Regions from separate parts of the Mus musculus genome. Here all the other regions are linked to region 2. The links are chromatin loops, found by intact Hi-C in ENCODE. Cell type or tissue: left cerebral cortex. All regions are shown on one strand. Links, peaks and the distances in the headings refer to the core of each region. The heading gives the core; the rest is flanking DNA. Region 1 overlaps Asph (aspartate-beta-hydroxylase). Region 2 holds the start of Clvs1 (clavesin 1). Region 3 overlaps Asph (aspartate-beta-hydroxylase). Region 4 has its middle 17 kb from the start of Gm23423. Region 5 overlaps Clvs1 (clavesin 1).

Region 1 (5,969 bases), core at 696-5,695, 260 kb before region 2:
ATCAATATTTGTGATCTTGGAAGTTAATTCACTATAGCCAAAACGAAGCAGAAAAGCTGGCTACAAATAGCTGCTGGACAATGTGTAGCTAGGATAGATTATTGACATGGGATTTCCTGTTCTGGGAGCTGAATCTGCTCAGTGAGCTTACTGTGGACTCCAAAAGGTAGTTGAATGGTCTGATGTGTCTTTCCATTAAGGAAGGATGAACTTGTGTCATTAATTTTTTCTCCCTAATGATCCCACCTTTACTCACTGGTTCCACTGAGCCCTTGTCATCCTGGGAGCCTTATCCTAATGAATGTGTGTTAACACGTTACATTATAGATGTGCTGTTTTCTGAGAAGTTTCTCACAAATGACTTTATCAACAGGTGTTGGCTTTTACAAAGTATTTGTCACTTAAGGGAAGAGCTATGAGGATTTTTTTCTTACCAAAGTCCTCAGATTTTATACATTAGCCCAGCATACAGTTTATGTTAAATTGAGATTACGTTTACATATCCTGATTAAAATTTCATAGAATATGTTCAGCATGGAAATGCTACTAGTTTTCTTTAAATGAAAGTCTATAAACTCTGATGAGCTACTGTGGACCATCTTACACATCCCCCCTACTTTTCTGTCTCTGGTCTTTCCTTCCCAATTCTTAGTTTCAAGTTATGAATTTGGGGGTATTTTGTTAGGAAAATAAAAGCATCCAGAGACTCTGCCCTCTCACACAGTTGCCATGATACCTTGCAGTCGTCCATTGGCAGGTGTGAACTGTTCTATCCCCCTGTCTTCTCACCTACTGGACCACATCTTGTGTTTGCATGCTCTCTTTTGTCTTTGGATATCCCCTTTTCTGGTGGGTATTTTGCATCCACTGAGAAACCTGATGTGCTATCTCATCCTTATGATGCTGGGCTCTCATACCCCTCGACCTGCTCACACGTGCTCTGGCTCCTGTTAAAGCTAGCCCCTCCACATCCTTCCCATGTTCTCTTGACAGTGCTCCAGTTTGTTCAACAATCCCATGGAAACAGTGATGGCAGGGCCATCGAGGCTCCACAAGGCCATTACCTTCTCTTCTCCATCCTCCTCTTGTCTGACTTGGTGGCCACTCAGAGCATACTTCTCTTCCTCTTACAGCCTTTGTATCTAGACTTGCCTCTGGGGCATTGCTGTGTTGTTGTTTTCTTCCCATGTAACTCATTCCATATCCCATTTTCCTGTGGGAAAAAATATGTCTTCCTAACCTCTAATGAGCTTGAAACATTGGATAATTTTAAGATTTAGTTCTTGGAACTCTCCTGAGTCTACACTCATGACTCTTCTAGCTTGCCAACTTTAAATACCACTTCCATTCTTGACAGATCCTATGTGTGTGTCCTTAGCAACCAACTTTCCCCCAACTCCACCCCCAGAAGTGCACGTTCTGAGTGTTTACCTCCCCTTGGCATTTGGTTTAGCATACCAAAGACTGAAGTCCTGATCCCCTGCTTTACCAGACCTGTCTCTGTTCTTCCTTTGCATTCCCAGGGGAGGACAGCTCAGTCAGCTAGGCACTCACACCACACCCTGAAGTCATCTTCTCTCTTTCTGTCTTATACTAAACATGCCCTGGCCCCTCTTCTAAAGTTCCCCAATTGTCTTGACTAGACTGCTAATTTCCCCATTCTGCACCCGCCATGCATCAACCTGCTGTTTCTATGCACAACACTTTTGTTTGTATTTGTCAAATGAGAAAAGATCTCACCCTGAGCTATTGAACTAGGGTGACACATAGGTAGAATGGTCTTGCCCTCTGAAAAGAGCTGTTAAATGAATTAATTAATGGGTGAAGTGAATGAGTCGCTGGACACACAAATTGAAGAACAGACCATAGATCAGAGTCCTGTATGTCTAATGTTCCCAAATGTTATTATGTCTGTCCCCATCAGCCCTATTGTTGTGATTGTATAGTCCTCTTCCTCGTCTGTAACTTAGCAGCAGACTTTTCTTCCTGTTATTGAAACAACAGTTGTCCTGCTTTCTTTTGTTTGTATCATTTGATAAAGAAAAGGTCAATTGTCTTTTTAAAAAGCATGTCTAAAAGATCACTGTCATTGGATCTCTGGGGGAAATGACAGGCATTGAGGTAATGGCATATTGATCCATCTGGGGGCCACCTCTAGTGTGAAGATGACTTGGCAGAGAAGCAGAGAAGCAATGAGGTTCTGCGCAGGGCCATCGAGACCTACCAGGAGGCAGCCGACCTGCCTGATGCCCCTACAGACCTGGTGAAGCTGAGCTTGAAGCGAAGGTCGGAACGGCAGCAGTTTCTAGGTGAGAAGCTGAGCTTGGTGATGGGGGAACATGCCTGCCTTCAGTGGCAGCCACATGGTGCCTTCTCAAAGTCAAGGTGCCTGAGAAGAAGCCTGCCTTTTGCCTTGTCTGACTTAAACACAACTTCTCTTTATTTAACCAATCTTAGCCTCAGTAATTGTGTGCACCCTCATGTGTGTGTATGTGTTCGGTTGTGTATGGGTGTGTCTGTCTGTTCACACACAAGTGCACTCATACGTGTACAGAAGCAAACATCTATGAATGTCTAGGCCAGAGGAAAACCTAGATGCCATTTCTCCTTATTTTTAAAGACAGGATCTTCACTGGCCTGGAGCACTTCACATAGCCTACACCGGCTGACTTTCTAGTCCCAAAGCTCCGAGTCGCTGCCTCGCAAGCACTGGGATTACATGCCTGCGCCAGCATATGTGGCCTTTATGCTTGGTTTCTGGGTATCACATGTCTTCATGCTCACAAGGCTGGCCTGCCTTCCAGTCATTGAGCTTTTCTCAGGCAAGCATATAAGCTCACAGCTCCTGAGGAAGACACTCAGTGTTGTCTTCTAGTCTCTGTTCACACACCCACACATGCATATAAACGCATACAAAGTCACTGTGGATTTTTACATTAATTTTGGGAGGGTTTTTTTTTTTTGAGAATTTGTTAAAATAATTATTCAACTTAGAGTTAAACGGATTGTCTTTGGTTCCCTCTTAATTTTTATACCAAAAGATTCTCTTGCCTCCCAGCCCGAGATCAAGGTCTCTTGATCTTGTGAAGATGTCTCACCTTCCACAGAAATCCTTTAGTTTTCAGTATAGTCTCTTCCGCTGAGGTGAGAATGAGACAGGGTAACGTGAGAAGGCTCTGAGGCAACTGGACAGGGATCCTGAAATTGCAGAGTTATGGAGTTTCCTCACAGTATAACAGGGGATCCAGACAAGGTGTGGAGGAACAGCAGCAGGTGTCTGCAGGAGGTACCTGCACCATTGGCACCATTGCTGTCTGCACCAGAGAGGGAAGCACTGCCTGGGAAAACCACTCGGAGTCCTGACTGGAATAGCATTACCCAGCAATGCGACACAGACCCTGGAGTGAACGGGCCAGATTTGCTTATGTTAGCTAAGCAGTAGCTGTGTTCCCTGGCTGAACTGCACCTGCCTCCTCATAGTCCCCTTTGTAGGCATTAATCCCTGCACGGTAGGTTTTTCTCTTATTTATTTATTTATTTATTTATTTATTTATTTATTTATTGCAAATGCTAGTCTTCTTAGCACAGCCCCGCCCCCATTTGCAGTTTGTGTTTCCAATTTGCAATTGTGACAATGAGCAGTGACAGTGGGCCCAGACTCTTTCTGTCTAAGCCTCCAAGTGAACAGCAGCTGGGCTTTCCTGAGCCATGTAGTGCACCATAGCCTGTTGTCCACCAGAGGCTCCCATAGTACTGGAAAATGTCTCCTCTGCTCGGTCTCTGCCTCCTCTGTTAGAGAAGGCATGCACAATGAAGCTGGTGCCATGGCCCTCGGTGCCCATACTGACAGCTCGACCCAAACTCAGGCTTTCTATTATCTATACTCCATCTAAAATTTCAAAGCTAATAAAACAAAATTGTTTCACCTGAATTGGTAACATACATTTATATTCTCAAGAACATAAGATAAAAAAAATGTAAATGTGAATTGACTCAGAAAATACTATGTCTTTACAATTTATGATTGATCTCGTATTTAGTATCTACATAGAACAATTACAGATAGCATTATAGCTATGCTACTCAGGACTTACTGATCTGTTCATAGAGGATGTCAGATGTAAGTTGTTCTTCAGGATCTGCTAAATCCTCTCTTGTGGTCTGTATTCATAATACTTTTAATCCTATTTTCCAACACTAGGTCACATGAGAGGTTCTCTACTTACCCTCCAGAGACTAGTTCAACTGTTCCCTAGTGATACTACCTTAAAAAACGACCTTGGCGTAGGATACCTCTTGTTGGGAGACAACGACAGTGCCAAGAAGGTTTACGAAGAGGTAAGCACTGGTGTATTTTGAGCCGCACTGAGTTATCTGTAGACAACTCTTAAGTGCTGATTGAAAATGACATGTAACATACACTGTGTTCTGTCCTCTTTATCTTGAATGAAACAGCATGTACGTGATTATGGCTAACAATCTGGATTTAACTCTCCCGTTACTTTCTCTGCCCTTCACTCCCTGTTGGAGCCCGAAAGTCACATCTAGCACAGGCTGGCTTCAAACTCATGGTAATCTTTCACCTTCAGCCTTTCAACTGCCACCATGACCAATTTTCCTTACTTTGTTTTTCTTTAGTGGCATGCCTCTATTGTACAGAGCAATGGGTCCCATAAAGACTATTAAGTATATTGACCATATTCACCCCTATATCTTGATTGGAACGATTTAAATTTTAATTAATTTCTATTTGAGCTTCATTTTTATCAGTCTGTATTGACAACTTTTTAAGGGTTTTTGTTGTGATAGGAAAAAGAATGAAGTCAATAAATGTAAATAATATACTATTTTCAAGTGTTGCAGTATGAGACTCTCAGGCAAAAGTAGTAGATTATACCATTGATATTCCCATATTCTGGCTGAGATGGCTTTCAAAGGATTTCTGCTTTATAGTGGACATTTTAATAGATAAGCTCTAAGTCACAAAGCCTAGAAACTGGTTCCTTTAGGCAACAAGGGAGTTTATTTGGCGTAAAGCAAACAATATGTCGAATGCACTTTGAAGCAGGAAAAAGCTAACCCCTCTGTAAAACAAAGACAGACGAGGGTCCTCGTTCTTTGACTTGAGCCTCTGGATCAGTGGCTTCCAAGCTGCCGACTTTACATTAAATGCTACTTCAGTGAGCTAGGATGTGTCACAGAAGGGTCTCTTCTGTGTTGGAAACATCGTCAACAGTAGCAGCTTCCCCCTCAGCCTGCTCACAAAGAGGCACTTGACTCTGTTGCTCTTGGTGCTTAACTGTAATGTCATTGAATTTTGAAGCTATTGTCTTTCTACCTTTGTCATAACTTTGATTGTTTTTGGGAGATCAGAAGTTTGGCCTTGGCTTTTTATGACATCATTAATACATGCATGGTGGACTGAGACTACAGCATTGCAAATGTGTATTGTATAGAAAAGACCTGCACTAGGCTATAACGTAGTCCCTGTGGGACAGGGTGTCAGCTAACATACCCAGTGGCTCCTGTCCTGCAGGGTTTGGTTAAAAGAAACATTATGTGTCATAGTGATTTAGGATCAGGTGAATGTAAAAATGAACAAACCATTGGAGACACAAGATGGAGGTCTAGAGATCCTTCCTACGTGTATGTCTCCTCCTTCCCACACTGTCTTCTTTCTTCTCCTTGTAAAATTCACTCTTGTTTTCCAACTCTTTCTTTTCCTTCCTTCCAGTATCCTTCTCTCATCCCCCATTTCAGTCTAAAGAGCGCAGTGAAGTTCATCCTGGGAGCCAAGCACAAGCGAGGTCTCAGGTCTCAGCAGGCTTCGAGCTCATTTTGACCAGCATCTAACTGCATTTCCCTCTCCTACCTTCTAAAAGTCTTCCTCGAGTACACTCGTCCCATCTCAGAAACATGGAATGTTTTTCTTCACCTTGAAAACCAATATTATGTTGTTGTTTATTCAC
Region 2 (5,969 bases), core at 595-5,594:
CAAATAGAACTGAGCCTAAGTTCATATAATTAGTAACTATACGCAAACTTTTGTCATGACATGACTAGTCCTCATCCATAAAGATTATTGAGCATAAATTTTTGCACAAAGCTTTTTCCAGAACATATCTGTTTGTGAGTCTCTTTTCTTTTGGGTGGTGCCTCTAAAGAGAAGCAAGAACAAAACTAGCTTCAGTGTCCCTTCTCCAAGAGACAGATTAAATACACCAGGGTACTGTTGAGTGGGGTTTTCTATGCTTTAGCTTAAATATTCTTGTGACCAATGACCTAACAACATTTCTACTTAGATACCACGCATTGAGATTAAGATCCTGATTTTATGTTGACAAAAACAATAAAAAATATACAAAACAAAAACAGCAGCAAAAGAAACTACAATACTTTGCAGTTCGGTAAAATCAATTCAAAGAGTCCCTTTCCAGACACTTCTTTATGACAGGTGAAAGCACTTGTTTGCTGTACTTTGTTAGCTCTTATAAAGCAAACGATCCTGGTTAAATCAAATAGGTGCTGTGACCCAGGACTGGACCATCAGGTCCAAATTAATGGGCTATTTGAAAGATGTTCCAACTCCCCATCAGCTTTGATAGAAAATGATAGCACTGCAAAGCAGAGCCAGGCAAACCACGGTTACATAAAATGCCTTTTCAATTTCTGCACTCTATTACCCTTTACTATTTATAGGAAAATGGTGTTATCGCCTGATTACTGAGAAAGCACACAAAAATCTCGCCTCCCAAATCTGAGCCAGTCCTTGACTAGTAATGAACAAAGCCAGGCCATCTGCTCTGAATATCATTACCACTTTGGCCATTTGGGCAAGGGGTATATCTGTTCTTCTTCTAGGAGAGATTTAAGATTGGGTAATTGAACTAAGTAGACAAGAAAAGGAGATGTTAGAGCAAATAGAATCTCCTAGCCTTATTTGTTAGGTTCTTACGACCGTCATTTTATTTTTTATTTTGGCCACAGAGTTAAATTAACCTTTGGGGTTCTCATTTTATAAAACAGTTCAATAAAAACTTAATTTCAGAGTTTCTATGGTAAATGCTTAGGAAGAAAAACAGCCATGTGGGTGCTGTGAGTCACCCATCATCCCCCACCCTGCTTCCTGGTGACTCTCCATTGGAAAACCAGAATATCGGGACTGAGCTAACATTTCTTCCTGGAATCATACTATGCCTCAGGCCATGTTAATTTCCTGAACTAAACAGTCTCTAATCTGCTGAAAGGCAGCTGGCTAACTGCTGGTGTCTGGCAAGTCCCCATCTGTCCCTTTGCTGGGGTCTCTTCCTGCTGCCTCCACTTCACCTTTCTCTCGAGCAGGCGTCTCTCTTTGTTTTCAGGGGGTCTCTCCACCTGAACTTTCCCTTCTATGCCTGAGAACTTGAGATCTCCCCTCTCTACCTTGCCGACCTCAGGCTTTGTCTAAGTGACAAGACACAGTTGTGTGGACTGTAGTTACCGCGCCGGTGCTGGTGGAGATGATGACGGCGATGGTGGAGATGGGGTGCTGATGGCTGGGGAGCGCAGGCTGTGTGGCGTGGCAAGAGGATGGACCGCAGAGGCGGTGAAGAGTGGGGTGCAGAAGGGATGGAGTGCAGTGGGATTGCAGATGGGAGCTGTCCACGCGCCGAAGTGCTGAAACGCCGCAGCCATGGCACCGCTAGAGCGGGGACGGGCGGGGAGGCTCTGCGAACACAGAAGGAAGAAAAAGGCAACAAATACCTTCACACCGCCTCCCAGGCTTGCTTTGAGAATGTGTTTCTGCAGGTGTCCTCGCGGCTGAACTGGGTGGGTGAGATCCCCTACCCTGGCAGTTGGAGCTCAGATTTCTCTAGAAAGCTGTGAATGAGAGCCCGGGCTGCATGGGGCTGTGATTTGGGTAGGAGGCGTGTGCGCCAGAGACTCTGTCCTTCCGTACCAAGCCTGGCTTTCCCCTGGGTCCTAAATGCCTCCGCAGGTTGGACTCACCCATTCTGGCAATACAGTCTAAGGATTGTTGTAATCCTTTAACAACTAGGACAAAAAGTACTGGAAACCACCACTCTCCACATTTAAAGCAGACTCTTTTGGGCAGATTATTTCAAATTTCAAACAAATGGTAAAGCACCATATGTCTATGGAAAAATAATTATTTTTATTAACAAATGACATGACATTCAGAAAATGGGCTGTTGGAAAAGGCTCAGATTAAGACTCTATCTTGTCAAAATAAAAACAGGTAAGTTAAATACATCAATGAAAATTTAAAACATTTTCTAAGCAGAATAATAAAAGAAATCACAGGAAAGAGGTCAACAAAGTTGAATGCATAAAATATTTTTTAATCTCAAGAATCATGCATGTAAATTATCACTTGAAAAAAATCACAACAAATGTGTTTCATGCATAGCTATTTCATAATAAAAAGAAAATGCTGAAGATCCAACAAACATTTTAAAAGTCAGCTTACCACTAAAACGCAATGCATAACTTAATAAAGTACCAAAGACATGCTAAAAGAAGAAAGACAGAGAAAGAGAGAAAGAAAGAACGATAAAGGAGCAATGATGTATGGTTTAGGACAAAAACATTTAAATCCACACAGTATCCCATATCCTAAGACATTAAGTGAGAAAGTATAATCTTCCTACAGATCCACGTCAAAATGTACTTCAAGAGTCTGAAAATATATATGATATACAGTCTTCTAATTCTACTCAGCAATTTGTGTAGGTATTTATGCATATAAATTTCATTTAAGATAATAGAAATTATCAAAAACAATAAACTTAATTTTATATAGGCTGCAAGATCTTCCTGATGAAAGCCTCATTTCTGAAGAGGAAAGACAAAGAGAAATGTTTGCAAAACAGAAATGATGGAGAAAAGACACAAATGCAGCATCCAACCGCAACCTCTGCTCCTCAGGTTGGCAGGAGCATTGGGTAGTATGAAGACATAAGTAAATCTGCTACGGTGACTCAGTCGTCCTCCATACATTTGCCTAAACTTGCCACATCTATTTAAAAACTGAACGTTGATGAGTCTCTTTCCAATATTCCTATTATATAGTTCATCATGATGTTTAATCTTCCAGCTCCCACATCCCACATTATTGCATTCTCTCTCTTCCTCCCCCCCGCCCCCTTCCTCTCCCCCCACATGTGTTATATATAACTCTCGTGGCAGAGGAAAGCTCCACTTTGTCCACTGCTGCTTGTAAGCCATGGAAGGCTGCCTGGAACTTCACAGTACTTCAATAAATGTCCTGAGTGGGAGAGTAAATGGATGAGTGACATAACCCACAACACATATATGTGTATTTAAAGTATTTTATGATGCTATGAATTTTGTATAGAAATTGATCTGAACAGGCTTGGCACATCAAAATGGTCTGCAGGGAATGGTGAGCTTTCATTACTTAAGCTTAGTTAGAGGGATGCCTTCAAAGGCACAGCTCAGCTCATCGTAGACATGTGCAAAGACACTAAAGGAGAACTTGTCCAAAGAAAACACTTTCCCTAATTAATTCCCATTATGCTGTTTTCAGTCATGTACATGCATACTTTGATCATTTCTCTGCCTCTCTCCACCTCTGATCTACTTCCTGTACTGGAGTAGTTCCTGTCTTCATTCATGTCATTCTCCTTCCATTGTTTTAGAGTCGGCATAAGAGAAAAAACAAGTAATATTTGTATTGTCTTCCCTGACTTATTTTACTTGACATGGTGATTTCCAGTTGCATCCATTTTCCAGCAAATGACATCACTTCATTCTTTTTTGTGGCTAAAATAATGTGATTTCCTTTATCCATTAATCTCCTAAGGGGCACCAAGGCCAGTTGCATATATTGGTTACTATGAATAATGATGCAATAAACATGGTTGTGTGGATATTCCTGTGGCATGCTGACTTAGATCCCCTCAGGTATATCTCTGGAGAAGGTAATGCTAAATCACATGGTAGTTTTATGCTAGTTTTTTGAATAATATCCATGTTTATTTTCATAGAAACTGGACTAATTTACATTCCACTAAAATGCACAAAGATCTCTTTCTCCCAATTCTTGCCAGCATTTTTTGTTTTTGTTTTTTCTTAATAATAGCCATTCTAATAGTTCGTTTGTTCTTGATTTATGCCATCTTAATACTTCTGTAGACTAGATGTAGTGGCACAGGCTTAAAAATCTCATCATACCTTAGGAAACTGACAAGGATGGAATGCCAGCCTGGACTATATATTTATAAAAAAAGGTTGTACACTTTCCCTTCTTCTGAGGTGTAATATTTATTGACACCTGTTTTCCCCCTACACACACACACACACACACACACACACACACACACTTCACTTCACTTTTTCAATTCTATTCCTGCTAAGAGAAATGCAAGCCAAGACATGGGCAGTTCAGAAGTGTAGTTCTGAAAAAAAAGAAAAGTTTTGCTTGAAGTTGACCTGTACGTTGATGCATATTGATAAAGACATTTGAATGACACCATCAATAATAAAGCTGGGTTTTATATACATTCTACGTGATGGGATAATCATATGCATGAGATCATAATATGCTGATCATATAAATGCTGATATTGTTTATTGGGAAAACCATAGCCCCATAGTGCATCAAGAAAGATGCATGGTAAAGAGATGCAAACTAGCTAGAAGAGTACAATCTTATATCATAAAGTTTAAATATGCAAGTTTAAAATTCAGTTTCACTGAAAATAATGTAAAAAGGCCTTTTGTTTGGGTTCTATTCATTTGGGAGACAGAGTTGCATGTAGCACCGGGTATCCTAGAATTTACTAGTGTGCCAAAAGATGGCTTTGAACTCATGATTCTTCCCCTCTGCCTCCTGAGCACTGGCATTATAGGTATGTATCAGTGATATCAATTACACTGATAATTAAACCAGATGTACCTGATATATGTGAACATTTGCTTTTTCCCCAAAGTGCCAACAACAGTGTATACTTTCCCTTCTCACTCTGTTTGCTACCTCTATATTTTTTATAACCCCCATCTCTCTATTCCAGTGGCTCTCAGCCTTCCTAATGCTGCAATTTTTTAATACAGTTCCACATGTTGTAGTGACCTCCAATCATAAAATTATTATGTTGCTACTTTGTAACTCTAATTTTGTTACTGTTATGAATCATAATGTAAATATCTGGTAAGCAGGATATCTGATGTGGGATCCCCAAATGAGATACAGTGCACTATGATCTAGACACGAGTTGGTCAGCAATATGTAAAGGTTTATCTACCTGAAGTTCAAAGTGCAAGAATGGATTAGTACCCAGAAAAATTCTAAGGATCCCCAAAGATTCCTTCAACCCCTATACCCATTTGCAATCCCAGATCTCTAGATTTTATGTGACTGCCTTATGCCTGCTGTTCCCAAATGTAGAACTTCCTGTTCTAAAGATGTAGAATCTAAAAATACCAACAATCTCCAACCCCCTTCCATAGCAGACCATCACACAGTAGCAGCCAATGGCATAGTAGATGATGATAAATACTTGAACCTAAGAAGGAAAAGATAGAGACATCTGGATCTCGTTGAGTTCTCATTTCTGAAATCTCACCAGGCAGTATGAGGGAAGACTTTCTGTGCAGAAGGCTAGTGACTTGCTTTGTGGGAGAAGATTACCATGAGGTTTGTTCACTTAGTCTTTGTGATGGATGCCAGTTTGGTCTGGGAGAATCTTTTGGCTTCCATCACCCTACTGGGACATATATAGAATGGCAATTGTGTAAAATGTCCTCATCTGAATTCCAGTTTCCAAGGTGAATTTCAATTGCAGTAGAACTGAGATCAGAGCAAACACTAAATTCTTTGGGTAGAACTGTATAGTCACCAGTTACATGGTTAGGGGCTGGAGAGATGCCTTATGGTTAAGAGCACTTGCTGCTCTTGCAGAGGACTTGGGTTTGTTCTTAGCACCCACATCAAGCAGCTCA
Region 3 (5,969 bases), core at 480-5,479, 190 kb before region 2:
ATGTAGACTTTTAAATAGCTTCCAGATTCTCTGGTGCTCAAATAACTGCAAGAGCCTTTTGTCATTGGTATCCAAGATATATTTTCAGTCTTTGAAAATGAAATCAGATTTCATAAGGAGTGACATCAAGTATACTCTTGGTAATCTATTGTCTTATCCATACTTCTTGTTTTCTTCCCATGTCTGTTTCATAATTTTCACTATGAAGTTGAATGTCTACCATATCTTCTTATCAAGTCTGCAGGTGGAATCAAGTATAAATGTGCTAAGTTCAGACGTACCCCAATGCTTACTATGATAATAGCTCTACCTGCAGTAGTTCAACCTTATGGTTGTGAAGAATGAAGCCCGTTTACTAGAAACTGAACTTGTAATTGTTACTTTCTTCTTGGGTCAGCAGTATGTGTTAACACCTTCTAGTGATGCCAGAACTTAGCAGCACAGCTTCTGTCAGCCACTCCATCACTTGAACCACCAGCCAAGTTGCTACTGGGTGCTACGTCACTAGAATTTGTTGGATATTGGTTTCTGATAAGTAATGTTAGCAATTCCACACATTAGTGTTCAGTATGCTTTGCATTAGATGATCTTGCCCAACTATAGGCTAATGTCAACATTCAGAACATGTATCCCATAGGCTGGCTGGCATATTCAGACTGGATAGTGTATTGTATACATCAGCAATGCCTGGGGCTTTTGATTCATGATGGATTTATCAGGGCATAACTCATCCTTAATAAAGAATTATCAGTAACTTGCCCCAGATCACACAAGTGTCAAATGCCAGAATGAAATGCTATGTTCGGCTCCCTTTAAAGGACTTAGTGTCCTGCTGTGTCCTGATACTTTTTTATACTCTTTTCTCTCCTGTGTCCCTGTTGACTTTCCTCTTTTTCCTTCTTTATTTAATCATGGTTAAATACATATCATAAAGTAAAATATGTTAACCATTTTAAAACACATAGTTGGTTAGCATTCACTCACACTGTTACAGCCATTGCCACCACCTAGGTCCAGAATAGTCCAGTCTGGATGGGTGAGTACTAAGTCTATACTGCTTCCCCATCTAAGCCTGACAGCTTCCACTTCTCTTTAGTCTCTGATCTTGACTACTCCAGGACCTTACACAAGCAGAACCACAGAGAGTCTGGTCTTTAGTGACTACCTTGATTCACTTAGCATAATGCCCTTTAGAGACTTGTTGGGCTGGGGAGATGGCTCCCTGGATAAAAGTCCTTGTGGTCACATCTTTTAGGAGGACACCTGACGCAGCATCTAAATAATTTCACTTCCAGCTCAGTCGATTTGTTGAAGATCCGTTTTGTGGAAAAAATGAGTCTTACATCCAGTGACCAGAAAACCAGACTAGGTGTTTCCTAAGTTGTATTCTATCTTAGGAAAGCAGACAGATTGGAAATTAATCTTGTTTATATTCTTAGCTTCATCTGCTATGTAAGTGGGTTATACATGGAATATCTTAAATCAGTACTGCAAAGGACCCTACAGGGCCTCCAGCAGAACCTTAGGAGAGAGCTGTTTGAGAACCAAGCTCTAGAATGGTAGTCTAAATGAAGCACTAGGAGAGAAACCTGCAGGTGGTGGCTGTGTAGTGCTTTTTTTAACCCACCAAAGGTTGTGGGCAGAGTTAGTGCTCCTGTCTGTATACAGAGATATTAGCGAGAAGATACATCTTAAGTGATACTAATGTGCTAAATGCTGTTAACTTTTAAAAGAAACTTTTACTGGGACTTTTTTTTTTTAATATTAAAATTCCACAAAGTTTTAAAATTTTATATTGTACCTTAGCAAAGACTTACAGTATAGCAGGAGCGATGCTAGCTGGTTACCATATTATCACCAGGACTTGTTTCTTGAGAACATGATTGATGCCATTTTACATACTACACACTGCAGGCCCTGGCACTGTGGCCATCTGGCTCACATGGTCTTTGTGCTTTATCTTCAGCTGGGTCCCTGGCCTCTAGCCACTAGAGGGCAGTGCTATGCTCCACACCTCTGTAACAATGAGAAATATTTTTAGGAGTTTCCAAATGTAGGGGTGTTAGTCTCCTATCTGATTTAGGATTGGTAAAAATCCTTTCCCAATCTGTTGGTGGTCTTTTTGTCTTATTGACAGTGTCTTTTGCCTTACAGAAGCTTTGCAATTTTATGAGGTCCCATTTGTCGATTCTCGATCTTACAGCACAAGCCATTGCTGTTCTATTCAGGAATTTTTCCCCTGTGCCCATATCTTTGAGGCTTTTCCCCACTTTCTCCTCTATAAGTTTCAGTGTCTCTGGTTTTATGTGGAGTTCCTTGATCCACTTAGATTTGACCTTAGTACAAGGAGATAGGAATGGATCAATTTACATTCTTCTACATGATAACCACCAGTTGTGCCAGCACCATTTGTTGCAAATGCTGTCTTTTTCCACTGGATGGTTTTAGCTCCCTTGTCAAAGATCAAGTGACCATAGGTGTGTGGGTTCATTTTTGGATCTTCAATTCCATTCCATTTGTCTACTTGTCTATCGCTATATCAGTGCCATGCAGTTTTTATCACAATTGCTCTGTAGTACAGCTTTAGGTCAGGCATGGTGATTCCTTTTATCTTTGAGAAGAGTTTTTGCTATCTTAGGTTTTTTGTTATTCCAGATGAATTTGCAGATTTCTCTTTCTAATTTGTTGAAGAATTGAGTTGGAATTTTGATGGGGATTGCATTGAATCTGTAGATTGCTTTTGGCAAGATAGCATTTTTACTATATTGATCCTGCCCATCCATGAGCATGGGAGATCTTTCCATCTTGAGACTATGCCGGGGCCTAGCAAACACAGAAGTGGATGCTCACAGTCAGCTATTGGTTGGATCACAGGGCCCCCAGTGGAGGAGCTAGAGAAAGTACCCAAGGACCTAAAGGGGTCTGCAACCCTATAGGTGGAACAACAATATGAACTAACCAGTACCCCCCAGAGCTCATGTCTCTAGCTGCATATGTATCAGAAGATGGCCTAGTTGGCCATCAGTGGAAAGAGAGGCCCATTGGTCTTGCAAACTTTATATGCCTCAATACAGGGGAACGCCAGGGCCAAGAAGTGGGAGTGGGTGGGTAGGGGAGTGGGTGGGTAGGGGAGTGGGTGGGGGAGGGTATGGGGGACTTTTGGGATAGCATTGGAAATGTAAATGAAGAAAATACCTAATTAAAATAAAACAAACAAACAAACAAAAAACAAATGTAGGGTGGATTTAGGGGAGGCAAAGTCACTCCAGAGAAGAATAACTAGCATACTGGAGAGATCTAACCATAACATTTCTAAATTAATAAACTGATAAAACTAACTAATATTTTTTAAAAGGTCAATCTCTCTTCTCTATTAACCACCTACTGGCCCCTTCCCTCTACTGCATGCCTCTATCTTGCATTCAGCAAATGTGTTGCTTAGTGGTGTTATACAGTTCCTCTGAATATAGGGAATAGAGTGCCCCCTTTGTTGTCAAAGGTTTACAAAGGACAGAAACTTAGAGTGGGCACCAAATGACAGAATAGGCATTTATTACCATGCAAAATCAAACATGAAAAGGAAACTAAGAAAAGAACAAACCAAAAATAAAGAAAAGGGGGGAACCAACTAACTCCCCTCTTTTTAAATACCTTAAACAGAGAGAGAGTCATTTTCTTGATCTTAGAGTTATCAGAGAAATTGAACAATGTCAGTGGCTGTAAGGAACAAACTACAGGATAGATAAAAGGAAAAGACAGCAAGTGCCCGAAAAGAGACAATGCCCCCACTCAGAGCAGCAAAGTCACAAGGAACAAAATGTGGGAACAACTCAAATGTCTAGGTGAATGAGGATACACTGGACTGGAGGAAGCAGCACACAGCAGCACACAGCAGCACACAGCAGCACACAGCAGCACACAGCAGCACACAGCAGCACACAACAGCACACAGCAGCACACAGCAGCACACAGCAGCACACAGCAGCACACAGCAGCACACAGCAGCACACAGCAGCACACAGCAGCACACAGCAGCACACAGCAGCACACAGCAGCACACTCGGCCTGGAAACAGGAAGAAGCTGTAGTGATGCTGGAACTCGCCTGCCTGCCGTTTTGTTTTGTGTGGGGATGGCATGCAGATGGGGCAGTAGGATCGTGCATGTGCATGTGTACCCACATTTGTGTGAGGGTAAATGTAGGCACATTGCGTATACCACTGCAGATATGCGAAACTCAGAGACAGCCACCCGTGTGTGGCTCCCCACCCTCTGCCTTGTTTGAGGCAGGGTCTTACTTGCTCTTCAGCACTGCGTACACCAGGCCGGGCAGCCAACAAGCTTCCAGAGATTCTTTTGTCTGTCTTCCAGCTTCCCATCTCCCCATAGGAACACTAGAATTATAGGTGCTCGTGCTATCTATGCGTCTGCCTTTTGTGTGGGATCTGGGGGAGGAAGCTTTGGCTCTCACCACCCAGAAGCCTAAACCAGTCTCTGAAATGACAAATGGGACAGCTGTGGCGCTGTTGCCTTGGAACTTGTCCCATGCATGAGCTACCAGGGCACACATCTATGTCAGCGGTTCTCAACCCTGTCATCGGCAACCCTTTTGGGGATCCAACAACCTCTTCATGGGGGACACCTATCAGATATCCTGCATATCATAAATGCATTATGATTCCTAACAGGAGTGAAATTACAGTTATAAAGTAGCAATTAAATAATTTTAGGGTTGGGGGTCACCACAACACGAGGTATTAAAGGGCCGGGTCGCAGCCTTAGGAGTTCTAGATACTTTCTTGACTAAACAGCCGTTTTAAGGCTGGAGGCAGACTAAATGGAGAGCATGAATACTGTCAGTATGTCCTCATCACAAGTTCATGTCCTTTGCATATCTTTAGTGCAGAATGAGAAAATTGCTGTCCCTAATAAGAAAGAAGCCTGAAGTTCTTAATTATTAATGGAAGACTATTTTAAGGCTTGGTGTTACAGTCATATCCCAAAGGAGGTCACAAAAGGGGCCTCCTGTCCATGGACAGAAACTGGTCCTCGAGCCTGGCAACTCCAAAGCAGTTCTGACAAATGCACGTCTTTCTCTTCCAGGACGTGGGAAGAAGGCAAGGTGCTCATCTTTGATGACTCTTTTGAGCACGAGGTTTGGCAGGATGCCTCGTCTTTCCGGCTGATATTCATCGTGGATGTGTGGCACCCCGAGCTGACCCCTCAGCAGAGACGCAGCCTTCCCGCAATTTGAAAGGCACTGACGCAGACTTGGTTGCTCTCCAGGGAGGCTGCCTTTCTGGTTCCTTTTGGGTGTGGAGATAGAAGTCCAAGTACCATGACTCTTCATCCCCGTGCCATGCAGCTGGAGACCTCTAAGGTTCCTTCTGGATTAGAACTCACTGGAGGGAACATTTGCCTTCCTGCGATTCATTTAGGAGGCCTCTTGCTTCATGTCACCCATGACAGCACAGAACTAGTGCCTGCATTTAAGGGGCAGAAAACTTGGTTGTGTTGTCTACATGGCTGGCCAAAGATATTTTTCTACATAGAATAGTGTCTACATCAATGCACATGGAGGATATACTATATAGAGAAACTGTGAATGAATCACTTTAGTTTGTAATTTTTCTATGCAGTTATATTTTTCTAAGTAGCTAAACTGTTCTGTCACCATCTACCCCCATGTTTTCGTTGACTTTAATGACAAGAAGTATAAATTCTTTACGTCTGTTAAATAGTAATTTTCCTGGTAAATTCAGACATTTCTTTTTTTAGAAAGAAAAAAATCACGTGTGAAAGAAAAGAACTTTGTTTTCCTAACATAAATTGGAAGTCATGCTAGGATGCATGAACTGTGCCAACACTTGCCCTTGGGTCTACCTGTGTATCCTCATTTAGACTCAGTGTCTCCCCCTTTCTCTGTGCTAATAGTACAAAGTTGTTATTTCTAAGAGCAACATTTCTTTT
Region 4 (5,969 bases), core at 389-5,388, 75 kb after region 2:
AGAACTGAGCAGGCACTTACTGGGTCAGCGACCTGAGTGAGGACATCACTTTCTCAGCTGCTTTTATTTCCTGTGGTGGAGGTTAAGATGATGCCAGGGAGTCTGGGAAAATCTCTGAGCAAGGGTAGTCAACGGTACCCTAGAGATGTGATCAAACCCCAGATCTGGCAAACAATAAATGATAATAAAAATTTCAAACTACAATGCAATTTAATTATAAAATTCTGGCATGTTAAGTTATTAAACTAGCTTGCCTATATATTCATCAATCGTCTGCTTTAATGAGTACTTTGTGCATGAACTGTTTGCCAGCTAGACTCACTGCATGCATGCCATGGTTACAGACAGGTGGGAGAAATGAGGTTAATTAAACAGAGAGACCAAAAATATAAAACTACAGCTGAAGAAAATAAGCAGAATCAAGACAAGTAGAGACCATCAAAAAAATTGGTTTTAAAAACTCAGAGATTTTAGTATTAAAACACTCTTCAGCCAGGCGTGGTGGCGCAGGCTTTTAATCCCAGCACTTGGGAGGCAGAGGCAGGTGTATTTCTGAGTTCGAGGCCAGCCTGGTCTACAGAGTGAGTTCCAGGACAGCCAGGGCTACACAGAGAAACCCTGTCTTGAAAAAACAACAACAACAAAGAGAACCCTCTTCACACTCAAGAATAAGGGTTTTTATTGTTATTGTTGATGTTTTATTTTGGTTTTGCTTTAAAGAGAAAATATTGCTAAGAATGTAGGGAGGTCAGAATGCCTGCTCCTTTCTGGTGAAAATATAAAATCATGTAATCTCTATAGAAATCAACAAAAAGTAAACCCAGAATTACCGTAAGGTCCAGTGGCTCCACTTCCTGCTATCTCCCCAACATCAGGGAGACAAACATTTGTCTCGTTCACAGCAAACCTATACCTATGGAGTGTACATGGGAACAGCCTGCATGTTCAGTGAAGAGCAGGTACAGACAATGGAGTATCATATAGCTTCCGAAAGGATGGATGGACAGCCTGACACATGCTACAACGTGGATAAGCTTGAAGACATTATTCACCTAAGAAAGTACTAAGTTTCAGGGCTGGAGAGATGGCTCAGCGGTTAAGAGCACTGACTGCTCTTCCAGAGGTCCTGAGTTCAAATCCCAGCAACCACATTGTGGCTCACAACCATCTGTAATGGTATTTGATGCTCTCTTCTGGTGTGTTTGAAGATAGCTACAATGTACTCATATATATTAATAAATAATTTTTTAAAAAAAGAAAAAGAAAGTATTGTTTCAAACCCAGGACAAATGGCTGAGGTGTGTGTTAACATAGCAAAGTGAACTTGGCAGCTAGGCCAGGTTCTCCTAGCATCCTTCAGTCCCTACCTGTTACAGGATCCTCCTTATTGCCATACCCTGCCCTCTACCCTGAACTCTCCAGCCCATGGACTGAGCTGCCCTCTGCCCATCTGTGTTTCTCTGTGTAACTCGGCCATTTTAGTTGCACTGGTCCATTTGGCCCTTGTGCACCTCTGGCCAACACACCATTCTCCCCTCTCTCCTCACCACTCTCAATTTATGACCTGGCTCAGGGTCATGTTCACTCCAGACCCTTCTAGATGCCTCTGGCTATGTGCTCACTGATCTCTATAATAAACCTTCTCCTCCATCATACTTGGAGAAGTCAGGTCCTCCCTTTTGGAATTCAGTTTCTCATTCAGAAATCTGTATACAATATCTGGCACGACAGGTACATAACATAAACACACAAGTCAAACATTTACTGATAAAACATAGTAAAATTTATCTTAAAGTGTTCTTTGATATACATGAAATTTTGCCATTTATTAAAATGAAAGCAAATTTGCCTCCTGATGAGGTGGGCATACTTGTTTACTTTGCAGGAGGATTCCGTCTTGGCAGAACATTTTAAATACTGCAGGACATAACTTACTTTCAAAAAATTTTTGGAGTCAGTCACTATTCTGGTGACTTTATTATCACCAACAATGAGAACAGCTGCTTTTAGCATAAAATGGTAGAATTATATCCAGAAACTTTGTCCTAATCGCAACTCAAAATTATCTTTGATTTTTCTTAAACTTATTCAAAACTCAAACAGCAAATTTGAAAAACACTCAAGCACAATAACTATCAAGCACGTACTGCTTCGCTGCCTACCACGCAGAGGGATGGGAGAAAAATACTGACCACCTTTATTTTCTACAGTTAAACTAAGACGTTTTTGTAAGGGCAAACACTTTGCACATGCAGTCAAAACACAACTCATAACACACAGTCGTCTCCAATCCTCATACCGGGGTTCCAGCACTGTGTGGTGTGACTGCACGCACAGAGCAAAGTGCCCATGTTGCCTGTGAGAAGATAAAGTGACAGTGGAGCCTCCTGATGCAGCCCAGGTGGGCACTGTTGAAGACCCTCTGTATCCGTCACTCTGCATGCAGAAACGTTTACTGTTGCCATATTTTGTAAAAGCCCATAGGAGTTAATGACTGAGTTTGGGAAAGGATGCCTTGTCTAATTTGCTTGTTGTGTATAAATTCTGAATCTGGTAGATTGTCCATTTGTCTCTAGGAGCTAAATAATTCTACCCTCCCCAAGCTTTCTTCTGTGAACAATGAATTTCTTTGAAAATTCGCTGATTTGTCTTGGAGATCAGATTCAAAAACACGGGTATGTCCTCACTGTAGTTTCTGAATTCAACACTCGTGGGCGGTTCCTGTTTGGCTTCCACTGGCTGGCATTTCTGTCATTTTTAGCAGCAAGAAGCTCTTGAAAGAAACAAAGAAAATACTAAGCTCTGTGGGTGATCAGTTAGCAGGACTGCTTGACCTCATGAAAACTTAATGAAACGAGCATCCCTTCCATGGCGAGAGCAGCATCATATGAAGGCAGCTGTGTGGTGCCTCTCATTCATTTTGTTAGATGGACTTGAGTCTTTTCTTTTTAATAAGGCAACAATATAGTCAGTGCCATCAGTGGAAGGTTTAGGGGATCTCGTTATACTCTTCCTACATGTAAAAGCTTATTACAAAAAGAGTCAAATTGGATAGGTGTAGTGAGAAAGTCTCCATGTGTTACGTTCTTAACAGTGTAAGCAACTTGTATACACAGACTTGAAGACCTAGCCAGACATCCCTAGCATAATGTGATCATATGAGCTGCAGTTTCCTTCCTGAATACCTACCTATTGTGCCCTCGGTGGAAAAGTAAACTGTGTAAACCTGCTCAATTTGTTTGCTGTCTCAAAAATAACAACAATAATAATAATAAATAATAATAAATAGCGCTATTAACACTGTCTCAAAAAATAATACTACCCTGATTACTCCCTGAGGGTGGGGAAAAAATTCATGAAACCCTATCTCCTACTGCTGAACTCTTGATTATTGTTATATTTTGGGGGGAAGGAGAAATTATCTTTAGTTGTACACTTATTGCTACCCCCACCAGGCTCTAACAGATAACCCCAAACCCATGACCACACAGGCATCCCTGGTTAAACTCTGTAGACCACAAACAAACTGAATAGACATGGGTATGAGAAGGAGATTTGTAGGGACGAAAGGGGAGAAACCGAGGTAATATGGGATATAAGAGGGCAGGGGTGAGAGCGGTCAGTGTGTTTTACGTACGTGTGTGGAACTGACACAGAAAACATTCAATTAATTATTAAAATGGGTGGGGAGACGGTAGAGAGCAATAGATAAAGAAACCCAGCATCAATTTATGATCTACACACACACGCAAAGGTGAGTTCATATACACACACATGCACACGCACACACACACACCAGTAAAAAATGTTAATAGTAAATATCAATTGTTGGATTTCCTTAAATCTTCTGTAATTGTACTAATTCTATTTTTTGCTTTCTCTAGTTTCTTAGACATGTCCGTCAAAGTCTTCCACTACAATTCTTAATCATCTACCTACTAGTCGCTTTCAGTTGCTCTGATAAAAACCAATGACAAAAAGTGACTTATGGGGGAAAGACTCTTTTGTGCCCTATAGTTCCAGAGGGAGAGTCCATAATGGTGGGAGAAGCAGTGGTGAACCCTCCCCATTGCATTCTTCTCTTTCCACTGGCCACATTTGTCATTTTTTTCTTCCTCCTTTTCTTTCCTTGGAATTAGCACCCCTGCTTAGTTAGTCCCCTCCTCATTTGAAATGAACACATATATTTTTCAGTATTTATCTTTGCATCACAAACATCCATACATATCTTTTCCAACATATCTTTTCCCAATTTTAATATTAATTGATACCTTTGTTCTCTTCCACTCTAACACATAACTGAAAATAAACTGGTTTTATTCCCTGCTTTCCACTTCTGCTTCTATACATGTTACCTTTGTATATTCTTTATAGCCTCTCAACAGTCAACTGTTGACTAAACATTTAAATTAGCCCAAATGTTTAACATTTAATAAGTTTTCCTTTGCTTCTAACTAGACCTACTTTCTTCTACTTAAAATATAGTCTGTATATTTCTTGGTGAGATTATCTGCCAAACGATATATTAAAAAGACAAATACTGTTGGAGATCCATCTTTCTTCTGGTGCACCTCTAATTGCAATCATGGATCATCACCCCACATTTCCCAACCCACAGCTCTGCCTGCCTCCCAGGAGGCCTGCTCCTACCTGGGACACCCATGTGAGAAATCCACACCCAACCCCCAGCTGCTGTGACCAAAGCAAGCCCAGCAGCCATGAATGTTAGGAGCTCCGTTTTCCTTCTGGCCCACACCTCTACCACAATTTCAGATTGGCACCTTATCCCAGAACACAACTCTTCCTAGCTCCCAAAAGTGCTGCCCCCACCCAGGTCAACCAGCTCTGTCATCTGGGCCACACCTCTACCTGAAATTAAGGATCTGCACTCCACACCCCAGCCCACAACTCTGCCTGCCTTTTGGGAGGCCTGCTGCCACCCAGAACGACCAGTCCCAGAGGCTTGCTATCCCCAGAAACTACCAGGCTGTGAGAACTAAAGGGGGTGAGAGGAAAGAGCAGGGAGGGAGGATAGCCCATATCGAGCCAGAGTTCCTCCTATGCTCTGGGCAGGCAGATGAGGAAGGGCTGCCAGACGCTTTCCACTCGGCCCAGATGGGCATCTAAGCCACTCACCCCACTCGACAGGGGGTGGACAAGGGGCAGCCCCCGACTTGGGGCCACAGGGCGACACCCTGTAGCCCCGGGGTTATGGGAGAGAGGGCTGAGGGAGAGAGGTTCCCACGCAGGTGAGAGTAAGCACAGCTAGCCTTGATGAACAGAGACAGTCTATGGCTTTAGAGCTTTATTGTAGAAAGGCAGGGACAAAGGAGAAAGTGGAGAGAGAGAGACCAGCCACGGCCAAGATGAGGGAAGGGGTAAAAAGAGAGAAAGAGGAAAGGCTGGAGAGAGAGAAGGAGAGGGACAGGGACAGGGACAGGGACAGGGACAGGGACAGGGACAGGGAGAAGGAGAGGAGAGGAGAGAGGAGAGTAAGTGTAAGGGGAGTAAGAGAGCTAAGAGGGGCCAAGCAGCCCCTCTTATAGTGGGCTTGTTATCTTGTTGTTGCTAGGTAACTGGGAGGAGTCCAGCCTGAAGGTCAGAAATTTGAGACATTGTCTATGTGACTGCTAGCCACACTTCTCCTGTGGGAGCTGAGGAGGCGGTGGGTAACTTTGACAGGAGCCAGAGTTCCAGGAGACATGAGGGAACTCCTACCATCCCATGTAGGTGAATTATCACCACCGTGTCCCAGGGTTCCACACCTCAGCTTGACTGGAGACCAGACTGTCTGTGTATAGCCCATTGCCCAACACCAGGCCAGCCAATACCAGAGACAACCAGATGGCTAAAGGTACATATGCACAAGAACACAATCAACAGAAGCAAGTGCAGTACGCATGGCACTATCAGTGCCCAGCTTTCCTACTATAGCAAGCCCTAGATACCTAACACACCTGAAGAACAAG
Region 5 (5,969 bases), core at 700-5,699, 180 kb before region 2:
CCCAGTTCCTTCCTGCCTTGAAAGTTCTATTCAAAAACCTTCAGGTTGAGAAACAAATATCATCTTTTTAAACTTGCTTCATGTATCCAACTTGTCTCCATTCTTTTAGATCTTAAAATATTTAGGCAGTCCAAGTTATTACCTCTGACTTTAATGACTATTGGATTTATATTTAAACTTTCCTATCTCACATTATGATTAGTGAAAATCAGGTGGCTCTCAATATTTTCAAACCTGATGACTGAGGCTAATTGATGTTTGTGAAGCTTTGCTCTATACCAATCTCTATGAGCAAATGTGCAGAAACCTTCATTGTTAAGTCATCCAGGTACAGAGATCCAAGCTAGAATGTTGTAGACCTGTGCAGATGCCCCATTGCCCAGGCAGGGAAGACAGATGATTGAGAAGAGAACATGGAAAGAAGGGAAGACAGAAGGGTAAATCTATTGCTCACACAATAGTCTCATTTGCCCTTCTTATTCAGATGGACACTGTTCACTCTCCCCTCCTGAGATGCAATTGGGACCTGTGTTATTTCTTTCAGTAGATACATTGACAGCAATGACCTGGAATGTCTTACCCAATAGAATGTGTCTTGGTTGACTGATAAGTGACAACAGGCCTGTTCCAAGATATTGAGAATAAGGAAGCAAGCAGCATCTTGCCCCAGGTTTATATGTCCCCTAATTGGGAACATGGCTTCTTAACTTTTGACATGATAGAATTCTATTTACCTAGTCACACAAGAGACATTTAATATTAAAACTCGATGTCAGTGACTCACTATGTCATGAAATATTTGAAATTCACTGAAAAGGTATATAGCAAACTCTTGTTTTTGTAATAGAAAGGATTAGAATGAGATTTATTCAATGTGAGCACACTGGGAAGAGAGACAAAGGCATTCACAAATCCCTCAAGTGGTCAAGGCGTGTTCTCAAGTACCCTTGACCCATCCTTATTGGGATTTCAGTCTCATCCTGTCAGACAACTGTTAGAATTGTTTGAAATCTCTTTTCAGGAGACATGCTCCCTCTCAGGGCACCCTTCCCTCTTCCTAGGATGAGATTCCTGGGGGAAAATCCCATTTCTTTGGGATCCTTCTTGAATCTTGCCCTTAGTAAGTTAGCTACATAAAGATTGCCTCTGAAAGTCAATTCAATTGCTCACTGATGAAAATGTCTCCCTCTGGTCAGCATGCTTAGGCTGTGCTCAGTTCAGCACAGTAGATAAGACCGTTTAGTGGCTCTGTCTACTCCTGAGAAGCCAAGTTCTCGTGCTAAAATAAACATCTGTATTTCTCCTCTTTTTAATGCAGAATACCATCTAACCTCATGCAGAGGGTGATGGGTAATTTCAGTGGTGGAGAAGGCAATCCCTACAAGGTTTCACCTAGTCTTTATACCCAGAGGATGCTTTCCTGTTGTTCTCTGCTTGGTCTGTGTTCTTATTAGTTGTCCTCCATTGCCTATCTGAGCTATGGAGAAGCCCTATAAGGACCTGACTGCTCTGTCCTTTACATGGAGTACATACCAGGAATCACAATGCCAGGGCCAAAAGGTACTGCAGAGGTGGTTTGGCTAGGCTCTCCCTTGAGTTAGGTGTTAACCATTTGTTTCTTGAGAATCAATCTCTGCATTTCATCGGGGAGAACCCCACAAAAGTCATTTTAATTTTCCAAGTTAACAGGAGGGTTAGTTTTGTGGAAGAACTCAGAACTCTCTGACCCCTTGGCTTGTAGCACTTCCCTCCAGGAATAGAAATTTCTGCTGGAGGTAGAAGGTGGATTTGACCAAAGCACATTGTATTCATGTTTGAAATTCTCCAAGAATAAACTGAAAATATATTTGGGTCTGAGGAAATAGCTCAGTCAGTAAAGTGCTTGAGGCACAAACATCAAGACCAGACTGGAAGTCCCAGAACTCACATTTAAAAAAAATAAATAAACAAAGACATGCTTGCAATCCTAGTGTTGGAGAAGAGAGATGGGGAGAGCCTTGGGAACTTCCTGCCAGTCTGCGTAGTCTACTCAAAGCCGGTGGGAGAAACCGGTTTAAACAACAACAAAAAAAAAAAAAAAAAAAAAAAAAAACAATCAAGGTAAACAGCACTTGAGAAATGAGGTCTAAAGTTATCCTCTGATCCACACACAAATGTGCACACATGTATATGCACACCATGTAAACATTCACCCATACAAAAAAAGTGCATATGCAACACACACACACACACACACACACACACACACACACACACACGTGTACACACACACATGCACGTACTGCATATTTTTAAAGGATCCTAAGCAATCTTCATGGCTTTTTTCTCCAATAACCTCAAGTACAGAAGAAGTTCCCCCCAAGGGGCTCCCCGCTAGATTAGAATGCCAACACGAACTTTATGTCCTCAGGTTAACGCTGCCTTCTCCTTTGTAAATTGGAGATAAAAATAATGCCTATATTATGGGGAATAGCAGATGCTGCAGAAGTGAGGCCTAGAGGGATTTCTGTGTTTGAAAGAGCCTCATCTCTGCAGTCATTCAACATTCGGGGGGTGGGGGTGTAGGTTTGTGAGCGCCGAGGTGTGAGCATTGAGCGTTTATAGTGCTTTTGCTAACACACTTTGAAAGCGAGCTCAGATGTGGGAGGTGGTCCACAGAAGCACAAGACATGTAGATTTTGAGCACATAGATATTTGTGGACATTCTTATCAGCTATCAAATCAGAACTTAAAATAACAGTGCAGAAAATGACTGCAGGCGTTCACACTGCCTCCTCTGAGTAGTCAGGTTTCTGTAGGACTAGACCAGCACAGAGAGCCAGGAGTCAGCCTCTCCGTCCACACTCCTTTCCCTCCCTCCAGAATCAGTGGTGTGAGCCCGGTGACGTCACCACAGCAGGACCGGGATGTGATGTTCTGAAGAGGCAGAGGTATGGTGGAGGCTGCCAACAGCTGAGACAATCAATGCTGGTGACTCATTCCACCCCTGGGACAGCTTGGAGAAGAATGGCTAGTACTCTGCGTAACAGAGCCCTTTCATAGCTCTGGTTTTTAATCAAATGAGAGTACATTGATGGAACTTGTCTGGTGTTATTAGCTCAGTGTGAATATCAGGCCTCTGAATACTCACATCCATCCATCAGAATGTAACTTGCAGCGTGGGCGACTGTCTGTGTGGCGGGTAGACTCAGGGCTGGCATGGTGGTGACACACAGCCATGACAGCAACAGATGCTAAGTGAAAGCCCAGTGAATAGACCTGAAGAACGAGTGGGAAAACGGGTGGAGGGTGAATGGCTGGATGGACAAAGTGGAGAATGAAATGCCAAAGGATTTGAAATGTGGTAAAGGAGATAACGTTTTGTTTGGAATGGAGAAAATAAAACAAAAGACTTTGCTCCCTGAGGTCTTGATAAATGTATAGCCTAGCATACTGGTGCACAGCTACAATTCCAGCACTCAGCAGCTGAGGCAGGAAGACTGTGGTTTTGGAGCTAGCCTGGACTATTTAGTACATTTCAGCCCAGCCCCAGCTACATATCAACTGAGACCCTGCTTATAAATATATAAACAAGTAAATAAACAGCAAGAAAGATTGCTTAGTTGGGACAGTTTCCCAGGCAACAACGAGGATGGAGATGGCATCAAATGCCCAGTGCTTAGGAAGACCAAGCTGGTTCCACGGCCACGTCCTGGCAGTGATGGGCATGGTTCATCATGTTAAACGCTACACAAACAGGATTTCCTGTACAACTGCAATGTCTTACATGCAGTCAATTACTGGTTTTCCCCTTTTAAGTTAAATAGTTGCAGATCAGTATACAAGGAGAAGAATGTCTGGGTATGTATTCCAGAGACTTCAGACACAGCGAATGGGGCATAATAATAAGTGTGCTGGACTTTGTCCAGGGCCAATGGAAAATTGAATCAAGGCTTTAAGTGGAGGAAAAACAAATGAAATGGATTTTTTCCTTGTGTGTGTGTGTGTGTGTGTGTGTGTGTGTGTGTGTGTATGTACATAGGGAATGTGGAGGCCAGAGGACATACAACATATACAACCTTGGAGTCCTACGTGGTAGTGGAAGACCAACCTCTTCAAAGCACATTTTTCTGTGAGACTGAGTTGGGAGCCCTGATGCGACCTCCTGGTACATCCGCAAGACTTGTCCAGCAACTCTGTCTTCTACACAGGCCACAGATTTCTGTACGTTCAGGAGCATCTTGAAGCTGCTTATAGGGCAGCCTTTAGCATCCAATTCTAATATTTACCCTTCATTTAATCTACACAGCCTAGTAATAAGGAAACTAATTGCTGTTCGTCTCAGGCAGAGGAAACCTAACTCACAGGTTGATAGCTACTCAGGCACACAGCTATTCTGAGCTCATAGGATTGGGACCCACGTCCCATTCCCTTAATGGCCCTTTATCCTGTTCTGTGAGCTGGCACTTAGTAGAAATTTTAATGAACAGATGAATGATTGTTCTAAAAACAAAATAGGTGCTGTAAATGTAAGCTGTTAACGGAATTTCAGAACCTAGGAGGAATCATATGACATCTTAGAGATGATTTCAAATCCTAATCAAATACTGATTACAAAGGCTATGTTACGGTCCACTCCACTGCAGACTCTGAGCAGTGTTTTGTTCCTCACTTCGTAGAGTATCTACAACAGCCTTTACTCTCATGCAGTCCCTTCCTTTGCTGTTCTCTTCCTTTGCTGTTTTCTCCCATCTCTGTTCTACTCCCCCACCTGCCCTTCATGAAGGTACCCCGAGAACCCCTTCTACGCTAAGATCATGTGAGAGGTCACCTAATAGTGGGGAGCCATGCATTCTCTGCCCTTGGAGAGTGTTCAAACTATAGCAGTGTGACTTGAAATGTAGTAAACTCCATAAATACACAGCAATTCAGTGATGGCTTGTTGAGACAAGGAGGCTGGAGGACTGCCTTCGGGGATGTGACAGTGTAATGCAGATGTGAGGACTGAGAAATCACTGTGAACCAGAGGTCTGCAGTCCTGACACTACATGAGAGGTGAGGCTGAGCATGCCATGGGTGGTGGGGAGGAACTCTTAGATAAAGGCAGAGGCTGGTAGTCAGAGAAGACTAAAAAGAAAGAGAGAGAGAGACTGGAGGTACATAGGTGACAGTTTCGATGAGAAGGGACAGAGGAGGCATCAACACTGATAAGACCAATACAGACAGAATTGCTACCCAGGCCAGAGGGCAGGCTCTGGCTGGGAAAGGGTGCTGAACAAAACTGAGGGTCCTGTGGGAACAAGGCTCCTTTGCAGACAGGGAGAGAAGGAGAGAAACAGGTAGGATGCTGTCACTACTCTTCTCTTCTCTTCTCTTCTCTTCTCTTCTCTTCTCTTCTCTTCTCTTCTCTTCTCTTCTCTTCTCTTCTCTTTCTCTCTCTCTCTCTCTCTCTCACTCTCTCTCTCTCCCCCCTCTCTCTCTCTCCTCTCTCTCTCTCTCTCTCTCTCTCTCTCTCTCTCTCTCTCTCTCTCTCTCTCTCTCTCTCTCTCTGTGTTGCCTTATTTATCCTATACCTGTAGGTGTGTATGTGTGGCTTACCGTATCTGTTCTATACCTTTGTGTGTGTGTGTCTTACTTTATCTGTTCTATACCAACCATGTCCTGCCAAATACTGAGTGCAAGATATGAAAGGTACAAAAAAAATCTAGATTGGCTTTATATATAAATGCATTTAAAGAAGAGAAAGATGGCCACTAGAAACCTGATTTCTGACCAGGAACTAAAAACATCTTTCTGGAGGCCTGATCCTTCCCTGTTTCTCTGGAAGTCCTTGTGTGTGATGCTGGGAAGGCATCACTATACCTCATACCATTCTTCTACAGTGCTCTTCAGCTCACCTTGTCACCCACTGTCCTTTGACCTTAGCAGCAACAGGCAAGGCCATGCAAAATATTACACAAATTTTGTAGCTGAAGAAACAGAGACTCTAT

Evidence for each region. Hi-C counts contacts between places; a loop is a spot of excess contacts. Peaks named below come from ENCODE experiments on the same cell type or tissue, not always from the same donor. Only the 100,000 strongest peaks of a DNase experiment are listed, where the experiment ranks them.
Region 1: it touches region 2 in a loop (3-fold over the local background); 6 of 42 quality-filtered maps call a loop at or near these places.
Region 3: it touches region 2 in a loop (2.7-fold over the local background); 4 of 42 quality-filtered maps call a loop at or near these places.
Region 4: a loop joins it to region 2, with 2.1 times the contacts of the local background. A loop is called at or near these places in 2 of 42 quality-filtered maps.
Region 5: a loop joins it to region 2, with 5 times the contacts of the local background. A loop is called at or near these places in 3 of 42 quality-filtered maps.

The regions. Positions count from the first base shown.
Region 1 is chr4:9,528,255-9,534,223 of GRCm38, reverse strand. Asph (aspartate-beta-hydroxylase) reads left to right here. Exons shown (of 24, transcript NM_023066.3): 16 at 2,159-2,309; 17 at 4,202-4,338. Among named protein-coding and RNA genes, the nearest start is that of Asph, 140 kb to the left of the region's middle. In left cerebral cortex, for the core only: a CTCF peak has its summit at 3,736; a DNase peak (open chromatin) is centred at 3,740.
Region 2 is chr4:9,265,251-9,271,219 of GRCm38, reverse strand. Clvs1 (clavesin 1) reads right to left here and starts at 1,903. Exons shown (of 6, transcript NM_028940.2): 1 at 1,749-1,903. In left cerebral cortex, for the core only: no CTCF peak of the experiment used is centred there; DNase peaks (open chromatin) are centred at 747, 1,178, 1,842 and 3,201; H3K4me3 peaks cover 1,598 bases; H3K27ac peaks cover 1,596 bases.
Region 3 is chr4:9,452,579-9,458,547 of GRCm38, reverse strand. Asph (aspartate-beta-hydroxylase) reads left to right here. Exons shown (of 24, transcript NM_023066.3): 24 at 5,103-5,969. The coding sequence ends at 5,253. Among named protein-coding and RNA genes, the nearest start is that of Gm11816, 170 kb to the right of the region's middle. In left cerebral cortex, for the core only: CTCF peaks have their summits at 1,988 (motif pointing right) and 3,424; DNase peaks (open chromatin) are centred at 1,507, 1,983, 4,425 and 5,188.
Region 4 is chr4:9,190,078-9,196,046 of GRCm38, reverse strand. It overlaps a transcript of Clvs1 not described here. Among named protein-coding and RNA genes, the nearest start is that of Gm23423, 17 kb to the left of the region's middle. In left cerebral cortex, for the core only: no CTCF peak of the experiment used is centred there; a DNase peak (open chromatin) is centred at 2,718.
Region 5 is chr4:9,441,592-9,447,560 of GRCm38, reverse strand. The region is part of intron 5 of Clvs1 (clavesin 1); the gene reads right to left. Among named protein-coding and RNA genes, the nearest start is that of Gm11816, 160 kb to the right of the region's middle. In left cerebral cortex, for the core only: no CTCF peak of the experiment used is centred there; a DNase peak (open chromatin) is centred at 2,859; H3K27ac peaks cover 746 bases.